Regions from separate parts of the Homo sapiens genome. Here region 1 is linked to region 2. A link is an interaction called in ENCODE POLR2A ChIA-PET data of the cell type or tissue named here. Cell type or tissue: MCF 10A. All regions are shown on one strand. Each heading gives the region's core, and the rest is flanking DNA. Links, peaks and the distances in the headings are about the cores only. Region 1 overlaps SLC67A1 (solute carrier family 67 member 1). Region 2 has its middle 5.9 kb from the start of MIR4686.

Region 1 (5,296 bases), core at 25-5,024, 730 kb before region 2:
GCCACCTCTGAGTCCAGAGAGTCTGGGCATTGGCCACCCCTCATTTCTGAGGTGGGACCCCTAAGCTCACATCAGTCTAGGGGGGTGCTGGCATATCCACCCCACCTGTGCTGCTGCCCCCGCCAATCCATCAGGGCAGCTCCGACTCCTGCAGCACCCACCGCCCAGGACGTCAGCTACTCAGGTTTTCTGGCTGCTGGGGTTCCGCACGAATGGGCCCTTCCTTTGGGAAAATGCCAGGGAAGGGGAACGGCTGGGCTCGGGCGCCACAGCTTGTCCCTCCAGCCAGCAGGCACAGATGTATGGCGCAGGAGGGACAACTGGCCCCTGTGGCCAGCCCCAGAGAGACGGGCCCTTTCTTTGGGACCCTGGCCTCAGAGGCCTGCGTGTCACAGCTCAGGGTCTGGCTGGGCAGGGGCAAAACCTGCCTTATTTGCCAGATGTCCCAGAAGTACACAGGAGCAGACGCACCACTTCGATGGCTATTTTAGGAGGCTGGTGACAAGCAAGGCATGGTGGCAGGAAGCCAGGCCCTCGAGCGGTGGTGGGTAAACCAAAGGCCTGTGCTGCTGTGGGCAACAGGAAAGCCTGGGGCTGGGGGACCCTGGAGGGCCCCAGGAGGTAGGGAGTCAGGTCCCACCACTGTGCCAGGGGCCGTGGGTGGCTGCTGGGGGAGACGCAGGCTGTCCTTCCCCAGTCACAGCTCTCCTGCTCCCCAAAAATGAACTGCCAGGAGGGAAACGGGAGTGGGAAGGAAATCCAGCACGCTGGCCCCAGCCCTGGGGCCTCTGCACGCCGGACAGCCTGGGCATCCCCCGGGACCATTGACTGGAAGCACCCTTAGCACGGTGCCGTCAGCCCCTCCTGCTCAGCCCCCCTCAACCTCACCACGACCTGCCAGACGCAGGGGCACGCTGGCTTCCCGGGGCTCATCCAACACTTTTATCAGTGGAGCCACGACCAGGAAGGTGGGGACAGGTTAATTTGTCTTTGTCTCCTCCTGCTCTTTCAGTTGAATGGATTACAGGAGTGTCTGTCTGGATGCTGTTGAAAGGACACTGGACAGGACTCAGGGGACCCACAGCCTCTGTCCCTTCTCTGCCGCTTACCTGCTAGGTGACCTCATTTCCTTATATGCAAATGAGGGCTGGGTTCACAGCTGCCGGCTGCCCCTAACTCCACTGTTCTGGGGCCCCTCTGGACCTGCAGGGCGCAGCCCACCTGCATCCTGCCCACCAACCGCAGCCCACACCTGAGGCTGCCCAGATAGCAGGGCGTGGAGTTGGCTTTCAATCGCGTCTCCAGGAACCTCTGCTGAAGTCTGGGCTTCTGTGTGTTCTACGGTGACAAGCCCTCATCAAGCCTCACCTTACTCTGAGGCTCTGAAAGGGGACGCACAAGGTGACAGCATGTGCCCAGGTCATCCTGCTGCCAGGAGCGAACCCACAGGTGGGGCTGAGGCTAGGTCAGCTGGGACCTGGCTTTGTGGGACACCTAGCTCACAAGACGATGGGGCAGGGGGCTGTCCAGAGCGTCCCTGGATGTCCAGCCCAGGGCTGAGAGAAGTCATCCGTGCTCCAGGATGCTGCAGTTAGAACCATGTTTGAAAATGAACATCTTGCCATGCCACTCCTAACGCAGCTGCCGTCTGGCTTCCAGCGTGCCCCAGAAGGTCCTAAAGGCCCCTCTGGCCTGACCCTTCCCAGTCCTCGTGTCTCCTCGTACCTGGTCCCCCCATTCCCCAAACACATAGCCCTCCAACCAAACCACAAGCTCCCTCCTGCCCCAAATGGGCTCTGAGACTGGAGTGACTCACGGGCCCAGCAGGAGGCCTGTCCAGCCTGCTGCTCAACAGGGCTGTCCTGAGGGACAGCGGGGCCAGAACCATCTCAGCGGGGCCTGCTGCCTGCCCACTGTGGGAAGAACAGAAAGAACCGGAGTGTCCTGGGCACTGCGAGGTACACGAACTAAGGCAGTAGCTGAGTCACCTGGCTGGGGGGGCGGCGGGCCTGGGTCGCCCATATCCTGCTGCTCCCTCAGCTGCCTGCCAGCCCCTGCCCTGCATCTATCTGCCCCCGAGAGCCTCTTCCCTGTACAGCAGGTGCCCTGTTACAAACACCCCTGCACTCCTCAGCCTCCGCTCAGCGCTTGGGGTGCCCTGGGTCGTATGGGACACTGCTCACCTCCCCTCCCATCCCCTCCTCCCTCTCTGAGCTCCAGTGCCCCTGGCTCCTTGTTTTTTCTTGGCTGGGCAGGGGTGTCCTGCCCACAGGGCCCTGGCACCCCCATGGCACCGGCATGGCCCTGGTGGCTGCCTGTCCACCTGGGGAAGGCAAACCCTGCAGGGCTCCCTGCTGTCTGGCTCAGGATAGGACTCTATGGCCCCTCCCCATCCCTCCCCAGTCTGTGAGGGGCTGGGCTCAGAACATGAGTCACAGAGCCACCCCCCACCCAGCGTGTGTGCAGTGACTCAGGTCCCGGGTCCCTCCTCAGGCCAGCCTGGCCTCTCAGCCCTGGGCTCTGGAGGCTGGGCCCAAACCAGTTATACCAGTGCCCGCCCCCGCAGCCTGTGGGTGCCAAGTCCACTTCCTCCTCCCACCTGCTGCCCAGGTGGGTGCGGATGAGGCAGGACTGGGGCCTTCCAGAGGAATGGGATACACAGGTGGGTGGGCAGGGAGGGAAAGCCCACACATGTTGTGCCTCGGTTTCCATCAAGGAAGGGCAGGAAGGCTGCAAGGCGGGGGATGTTCACAGCTGCACCAGACTCCTGCCCCGCACCAGGCCAGGAGCCAGAACAGGCTGCAGGCGTTGGGGCAGCTGGACCAAGAGGGCCAGGGGGCTGGCCCTTGCCATGGGGCACCAGGCTTTGGAGCCTGGCTGGCACCTGGCCCCACTGCCTTCGGTGAGCCCCCGAGGGGGAGGTGTGGGCCTCCCTCACCCTGTCTGGGTTGGACAAAGGCAGATTACCAGCCACAAGGTCAACCCCGCAGCCCTCCTGTGCCACCACCACTCTGGGCAGCCAGCTTTTGCCACAGTGCCCAAGCAGCACCCCGTGTCTTGGGTGTGGTATGAGGAACCTGAGGGAGTCCCACACTGCCTGGGCCTTGGACGGGGACTGGGGAGCTCCATGGAGGGAGCCTCATCATCTCCTGGGCCTCGGTTACCCCTCCCATCAAAGGAAATGTCACAGCTGGTCTGATTATGAAACGTCAAGATTGTAAAGCGCCTCAGATCTTGGGATGAATGGAGGCAGGGAAGCGAATGGAATGTTCTGGCAGGTGTGGGCAGAGGTAGAGGCCGTCTTGGCAGCTACTGGGAGGGAGAGGGACATGAGTGGTGTCTTCTGGGTCAGCAGCTGTGATGGGGGAAAGGGCAGGTGAGGACAGGAGGGGACCTGTGGCCTCGTAGACGGGCCTGCAGGAGGCATGTGTGCTGAGCTGCTCCAGCACCATGGCCACGGCTTACTGCCTGAGCGAGCTCGGACCCTCCCAGCATCGTTGTGGGTGAGTAAGGGCAGGGGAGGGCCCATTTCATAGGTGAGGAAGGCTGGCCAGGGAAGGAGGCGGCAGCAGGCGGCTGGGCCCTGAGCCGGCAGAGTACCTGGGGGTGGGCAGCACCCTGGGATGGCAGCCGCCCAGCTCAGCCACCTGCTGGGGCCCAGTGCTCCTCCCCGTGCCCTCCTCACGCCCTTCCTCACCCTGGCCACCCTGGAGAGACAGGCCCTGGGTGGTGCCGGCTCCCCACACCTCACACCTGCCAGCCCCCTGGCCCCAGGGTGAGCCGTCCCTGCTGTCCCACCAGAGCTGCCCACACAAGTGCCCTAAGCCCCATCCTCCAGGGACACCCTCCCAGCAGTGTGCTTGGCTCCCACATCAGCCCTTCCCTCTCCCTGGGGCGCCTCCCCATGGCTCCTCCCACCCTGAGCATAGCCTCCTGGACCCACCTCTGCCCCCATTTATAGCACGACTTCCCGACCCCCTCTCTTTTCTCCCCATTTCCCTTGATCCGTCTATTGCATGAGGCTTCTGCGGCTGGCACTGACTTGAGGGGGTGGTGCTGGTCCAGCACTGGGGTGGCCTCCCTGCTGCAGATGGTGGGCCACTGTGGCTTCCTTGGCCACCAGCGGTAGAGGCACGGGTCCCTGACCCCCACAAATCCAGTGGCCCTTGGCTCCCAGGACGTGCTCCCTCCTCACCTCCCAGCCCCGAAACATGAAGTGCTGGGGGGCGCAGGGCTCCGAGCCATCCACACTTGAAGATGCACCCCATTTCTCCCCCTTATCTGGGTGCCTACTCAGTAGCTCCCTGGAGTGCCTGACAGGCACCCAGGCTGGGCCTGAACAAGACCCAAATCCCAGTGGCACCCCAGGCTGCTTGGGCCTCTGCGCAAGGCGCCAGGCTCCCCAGGGTCAGGCACGGCCTTGGCACTGCCATCTTGAGTTCCCACCCACATCCCACCCACTGGCAAAACCCAGCCAGAATCTACCCTCTGCTTTCTCTCATCACGGTCCCCTCTGGTCCAGCCACTGTCCTCCCCCACCTCGGCCGGCACAATGGCTGTCCTACCGGTCTCCCTGCAGGGGAGCTCACCCCCCATTCTCACCCCTGCTGTGCCACCCAGGGCACCCCGGCCTGGTGCCTGCCCCTTCTTCCTCCCTCCAGCCACACGGCCCCCTGGCTTCCACACCCAGGGCCTCTGCACCGTGGTTTCTTTGCCTCCCTCTCCTGCTTCAGGCCTCGACTCAGATGCCGCCTCCTCAGACAGGCCCTAGTGATCCCATCCATCGAGCCCCCAGTTCTACTTTGTGACTTTTTGCTCCATGTAGCTCAGCCTGATGTTACGGGAATTCCTATCACATTCCCTTCATCCCAGGGACTCAGCCTGTGTTGTCTGCCGCTGTATTCTAGAACCAGAGTCCTGGGGGCAATGTTGAGGTGTTCAAACTACCCACCCCACCCCACTCCACCTCCTGCTCACAGCCATCAGCAGCCATCAGTCCCCAGCCCAGGCTCCAGTGAAAATGCTGGGAGAACGTTCGGGGACTCAAACAAGGCCGGCAGCACAGCCCTAGAGACCTCCGGAGAGGGAGGTGTGCTCTGGGCACCGTCCAACAGCTCAGCCCCGCTGCCACAGCATCCCAGTCCCAGGGTGCTCCTGTCCCCAGCAGGAGGCTGCTGGGAGGCCTCCCTCCTCTCAGGGCCTCAGTTTCCCCAGCGTCCCAGTGGGGCTGTGCGTGGACAGCTTGGCAGTCCAGTCGCGCCCCGGACAGCACTGGGACATCACCTGGCCCTATCCA
Region 2 (5,427 bases), core at 125-5,124:
GGAACTTGCAAGGATTTGGAATCCTGGCCGGGTGTGGTAGCCGAGCCTGTAATCCCAGAATTTGGGGAGGCTAAGGTGGGAGGATTACTTGAGGCCAGGAGATTGAGACCAGCCTGGGCAACACAGTGAGACCCCCTCTCTACAAAAAAATTTTTAAAAATAGCCAGGCGTGCTGGTGTGCCCCTGCAGCTCCAGCTACTTGGGAGGCTGAAATGGGAGGATGGCTTGAGCCCGGGAGGTCAAGGCTTCAGTGAGCCATGATCAAGCCACTGCACTTCAGCCTGGGTGACAAAGACCCTGTCTCTCAAAATAAACATTTAAAAAATAGAAGTTAAATCCTCTTTTGGAGACTGTGGGGTGAGGGGAGTGTGGCCACACCACAGCCCTTCCACCTCCCCATTGTGTGCCCCGAACTGTGCTGTGCTGGCCACTGGCCTCACCCTCCCTGAAGCATGGCAGGTCCCCCACCCCCAAGGCCATGCTGGGGTGGGGACAGGGGCCATGTGCTTCCCACTTGGAGGGGGCTGTTCCAGACACCTCCCTGGCCGCCCCTGGCAGGGTCTCGGCTGTACTGGATGTGAGGACCGTGGGCCTCCCTTCCCCCAGACTATGAGAGCCTCCAAAATTGGGACCGTGCTGTTTCCCTTTCCGTGCTGTTTCCCAAAGGGCACCCAGGAAATGCTTGCTGCGTGAATCAGTGAATGAGTGAGTTCATTCACCTGGGGGCTGGGTGGGGACGATGGAGCCTTCCAGCCTCCTGGGACCTGCCCTCAGTGTGGAAAGTGAGGAGGCATCTGTCTTCCTGAGGAAAACCTGGGCTTAGTCCTCCCTCTGGCCCAGGAGGGGACCGGACCCCACAGCTGGAGGGAGCCGGCTTAGCTGACAGCGAGTGTATTAAAAACAAGCTTTGGAGCAAAGCGGACAAGCTCAGGTGTTGGTAGAGTTCATCCCAGGCCCCAAAGTAATCACATGGCAAACAAGCCCTGTCTAAATATCACGGCGGCTGGGGCAGCGGCACGCAGCGGCCTGGAAATGTCAGCCGGGGGTGGGGGCTCCTCCGAGCCCCGGGATTAGCAGAGGTACCTGAAGTGAATGCGCCCACCTCCTCCTTCCTGCTCCTGCTCAGGACCTGGGCTGGGCCAGCCCGGGGCACCTGGGGAGGGGCTCAGAGGGTCTCACTGGGGCCAGGGGCTCTTCTTTCAGCCCCAGCCCGGGCTGGTTCCCATGGGGTAGCAGGCTGAGGAGAGTGGGGAGACTGAGCTTGGCCGGAGTGGGGCGGACGCACTTCCAGGCCCAAACCAGCAGCCCACGGGTGGGGGCAGAGAAAGCTGCCCCCCTGCAGGCCCAGTGAGTCCTCGAGAGAGGGGGCCACCCGGCCATGGGGGGGTGGTGATGTTGGTTCGGGGAACCTAGGGCATCTGGACCAGCCCCTGGACAAGGCGGTCACAGCAGCCACTGCCTGAGCAGGCCACCTGCGGGCTTCCCTCCAGGTCTGCCCATCGGCTCAGGGCTTCCAGAGCCCAAGGGAGCAACACGTTTCTCCTGAGCACGGGTGGAGGGAAAATAAGGATGTTTACGATCGAGTTGCCCATGGAAGCGTTACCAAGCCCCCTGGAGACTCATCTCACCGCAGTGGGACCTTTGCATTCTCTCAGGCGGTGGGGGTCTCTGCCGTGTTGTCCGTAAAGTGTCAGCGTGGGGCCAACTGGGGACCTCAGCAGCCACGTCCAACCCTCATCTGAAACAAGAACTAGAGGCCTGGGCTGCTCCTCCCTTCCCGCCCTCAGGAGCACAGGGTGGCAGGAGGTGAACTCCATGGGCGAGGGGCTCTTGCTCTTGCAGGCCCCCAAAGTCAGGCAGGTGCAGAAGGGAAGGACAGGATTCAGGGACAGGAGACACACAGGGGGTCCCCTCTGTTCCAGGATGCTCCCAAATCTGAGCCCAGCTGCCCCCAGGGTGGAGGGTGTGTGGACAGCCGGCCAAGAGGGGCGGGGCCACAGAAGGCCCTGGCGAGGCCGTGGGGCCAAGCAGAGGAGCCTACAGTGGCTGGCCAGACGGGTCCTAGGTGATGCAAGGGGTCCTCCGCACCCCTGTTCTGTTTCCCCGGCTCTGACCCAGTGTGCGGCCTCTCCTCCATGTCTGTATGTGGCTGCCTCCAAGGCCCCTCTCCTCAGGCCCTGTATGTCCAAGCTGGGCCTCCTTCCTCTGATCGCCCTTGGGAGAGGTGGCATTGAGGTCACCTCCTCCCCTCCCAGAGTCTGCATCTTGTGGGCAAATGCCCCAGTGCCTCCCACCATCCTCCATGCATGCAGCTGCCTGCCCAGGTCCCCTGTGAACGCAGCCCAGGGCCGTGCAGGCCACAGGCGGGGCTCCTCTCCCCAGGTGGGGCCTCCAAGTCTACACGTGTGGCTGGGAAGGGGAGTCACAGCACAGATGGAATGAAGCACATGAGCCCTGGGTGTGGACCTGCCTCAGCTCAGAGCAGCGGTGGGACCACATCTTCTCCCTGCCACAGGCCAGGTGACTAGCACCCAAGCCCGTGGCACTGGCACTGCTGGGGGGCCAGGGCGGGCTGTGGCCTTGCAATGAGATGTGATTTGCTGTCAAAGCACAGCTGCCGCCTCGGTGAGTGACTAATGAGAACTGAATGCCGCTCTTATTGCTTTTCACTCGACTAATTTGTCAGAGGCTGTCAAGAGCCAGGGGGAGGGGGCAGAGGGTGGGGACCGGAGGTCTGATTGAGTCACCGGCATGGGGGCGAGGCTGGGTGCCCGGAGGGGTCTGCAAGAAACCAGGAGCACCTGGCAGGAACTCAGGGCCGGTGGGGACCTTGGCCATGATGTCGTGTGAGAGTCCGGAGGGACACAGGAGCTGGGGTCACCCTGTTTGTTCCATATCAATGGCTGGTCAGCTCTTCTAAGCCCCTACTGTACACACACATGCACATGCATACATAGGACACACACACACACTTACACAAACACACGCATGCATGCATGTGGACATAAAATCATACACTCACATGAATAATTTTAGAAGCATGTACAACACATGTACACGCAGAGAAGCACTCCCACACATGCTTCCTGGCACACACACACACGCGCACACACACACACCCTTGAATGCACACTCTGTCTCCCACACAGACACAGACCAGCGAAAACTCCAGGCCAAGCTCTGGTGCGTGGGTTCCCAAGCCTGGCTGCACACACAACCAGGGTGCTCTCGGCAATTCCAGCATCTCCATACCCCTGGAGCCTCTTGTCCTGGTGTGGGCTTCCTGGTGATGTGGGCCAGCCAGGTATGGGTGGAACCGTCCTACTCCCCCTCCAGCCCCAAGCCTGAGCCAGCCTGAGTCTGGCATGGAGCTCCTGGAGCCAGGTGAGCAGTGAGGGGCGCTGGGAGCTGGGGAGATGCCCTGTGGGTAGGAGATGCGCACCCCGCCCACCCGGATGCCCTTCCTTCCAGCTGAATGCCTGGCTGCCAGGGACCACGGTGACTTCTCTTGCTTGGCTCTGTAACCTGCCCCCTTCGTACCCTTTCCCTCCCTCTGCCTCCACCTCTGCCCGACTCGGTCCCACAGGACCCTCTGGCCACTGGATCCCCTTCCCTGGAAGCACCCCTCACTGCTCACCTGGCTCCAGGAGCTCCATGCCAGACTCAGGCTGGCTCAGGCTTAGGGCTGGAGGGGGAGTAGGACGGTTCCACCCATACCTGGCTGGCCCACATCACCAGGAAGCCCACACCAGGACAAGAGGCTCCAGGGGTATGGAGATGCTGGAATTGCCGAGAGCACCCTGGTTGTGTGTGCAGCCAGGCTTGGGAACCCACGCACCAGAGCTTGGCCTGGAGTTTTCGCTGGTCTGTGTCTGTGGGCCTTTGGGGGTCCCACACACACAAGGGGCTCAAGGCTGACCCCTCCTCCCACAAGGGCCTGCAACTGCTAATCCCTGATGCCCCCCACTGTGTGGATGGCAAAACTGAGTCCAGGGCCCAAGGGGCTGAGTCAGGACCCTCTTTTCGGCCCCCTACATGGTGGGTCTCAACACTGAGGCAGTCCCTACAGGCAACAAGGATGGAAGGACAGCACTGGCTGTCCAGGCTGGAGGGACTCAGAGAGGAGGCCACTGGGGGACTGCCTGGAGGAGGAGGGCAGCCCGGGCCTGAGGGCCTGGCAGGATTTGGTGGGGAAGGGAAAGTGGAGCCCCAGGTGGGCAGCAGCAGTAGCAGAAGGGGGGCAGGGAGCCGTCTGTGGGGGACAGGGAGGGTCCGGCTGCCTGTCCAGGGTGTGGAGGAGGAGAGGCAGCCCACAGGCTCAGAGCCCGAAGGAGGCGTGGTGCCTGCTCTGCCGGCCTCGCTCTGGGCCTGACTTCCAAACACCCAATTATCCCTAAGTGCATCCGATCGACTGGCAGGGCGGCTGTTCCGGGGCCCACCTCGTCCATGCGCTCCGCCCGCCCTGCTGTGGGGCTCCATCTGATGGCCTCATTAGGGCTAATTGCTCTGGCATTTGGGTCTGACAGGGACGGCGGATTCTGTCCTGTGTTGGGGCGTCTTGGTTCTTCCAGCTTGGGGGATGGAGGGGAGCTGCTTCCTTACACGGCAGAGAAAGGCCCTGCACCCCAGGCGGGGCAAGATGGCGTGAGGGGAGGACGCAGGACTCACTGTCCCCTGCCTTCTTGGGACAATGGGAACTGAGGGACAGCCCAGGGTGGCATGACACCCCAAATCCTCAGGAGGTCCCCCACTGTCTCCCAAATGTGAGTGGGGGTCTGGGAGGCTGCAGGCCGGTGTCCCTGGGAGCCAGGCTCTAGAGGGGGCATCTCTGGGGACCCTGGGGACCCCGGGCTATAAAGAGAACTGCGGAGTAGACATGGGCGGGGGGGCAGTGTGTGCTCCAGCATGTGTGTGTGTGTGTGCATGTACACGTGTGCACCTGTATCGCCTGTGTGTGTGCATGTGATGTGTACACGTGTCATGCATGCACGCACATGTGTAGTGTGTGCTCGTGTGTGGTGTGTGCCTGTGTCATGTATGAGCACACTTGTATATGTTGTGTGTACTGTGTCATATATGAGTGTGTTTGCCTGTGTAGTGCATGCACATCCGTGTGTGCATCTGGTGTGTCCGTGGGTCATTACGAGTGCATCGTATGTGTATCGTGTACATGAGTACACTTGTATGTGTGGTGTGTACAGGTGCCATGTAAGTGTGCTTGTACATATATGCATGCATGTGTCATATGCATCTGTGTGTGCATGTGTGTGGTGCACACATGTGTTATGTCTGAGTGTGCCTGTATGTGTGCTATGTACACGTCATGTGTGAGTGTGCTTGCATGTGCAGTGTGTGGATGCTGCTTGTACCTGTGGTGTGTACCTGTGTCATGGGTGCTCACACGTGCATGGAGTGTTGTGTGTGTGC

The links. Peaks named below come from ENCODE experiments on the same cell type or tissue, not always from the same donor. Only the 100,000 strongest peaks of a DNase experiment are listed, where the experiment ranks them.
Region 1: POLR2A ChIA-PET joins it to region 2 with 5 read pairs; 1 of 35 experiments calls an interaction of 5 or more read pairs at or near these places.

Annotation. Positions count from the first base shown.
Region 1 is chr11:2,909,898-2,915,193 of GRCh38, reverse strand. All of the region lies in intron 5 of SLC67A1 (solute carrier family 67 member 1), which reads right to left. Among named protein-coding and RNA genes, the nearest start is that of SLC67A1-AS, 9.0 kb to the right of the region's middle. RefSeq lists enhancers at 266-967, 2,376-3,079. In MCF 10A, for the core only: no CTCF peak of the experiment used is centred there; DNase peaks (open chromatin) are centred at 1,843, 2,473 and 3,223.
Region 2 is chr11:2,176,259-2,181,685 of GRCh38, reverse strand. No RefSeq gene overlaps it. Among named protein-coding and RNA genes, the nearest start is that of MIR4686, 5.9 kb to the right of the region's middle. RefSeq lists an enhancer at 4,004-4,850. In MCF 10A, for the core only: no CTCF peak of the experiment used is centred there; DNase peaks (open chromatin) are centred at 685 and 2,655.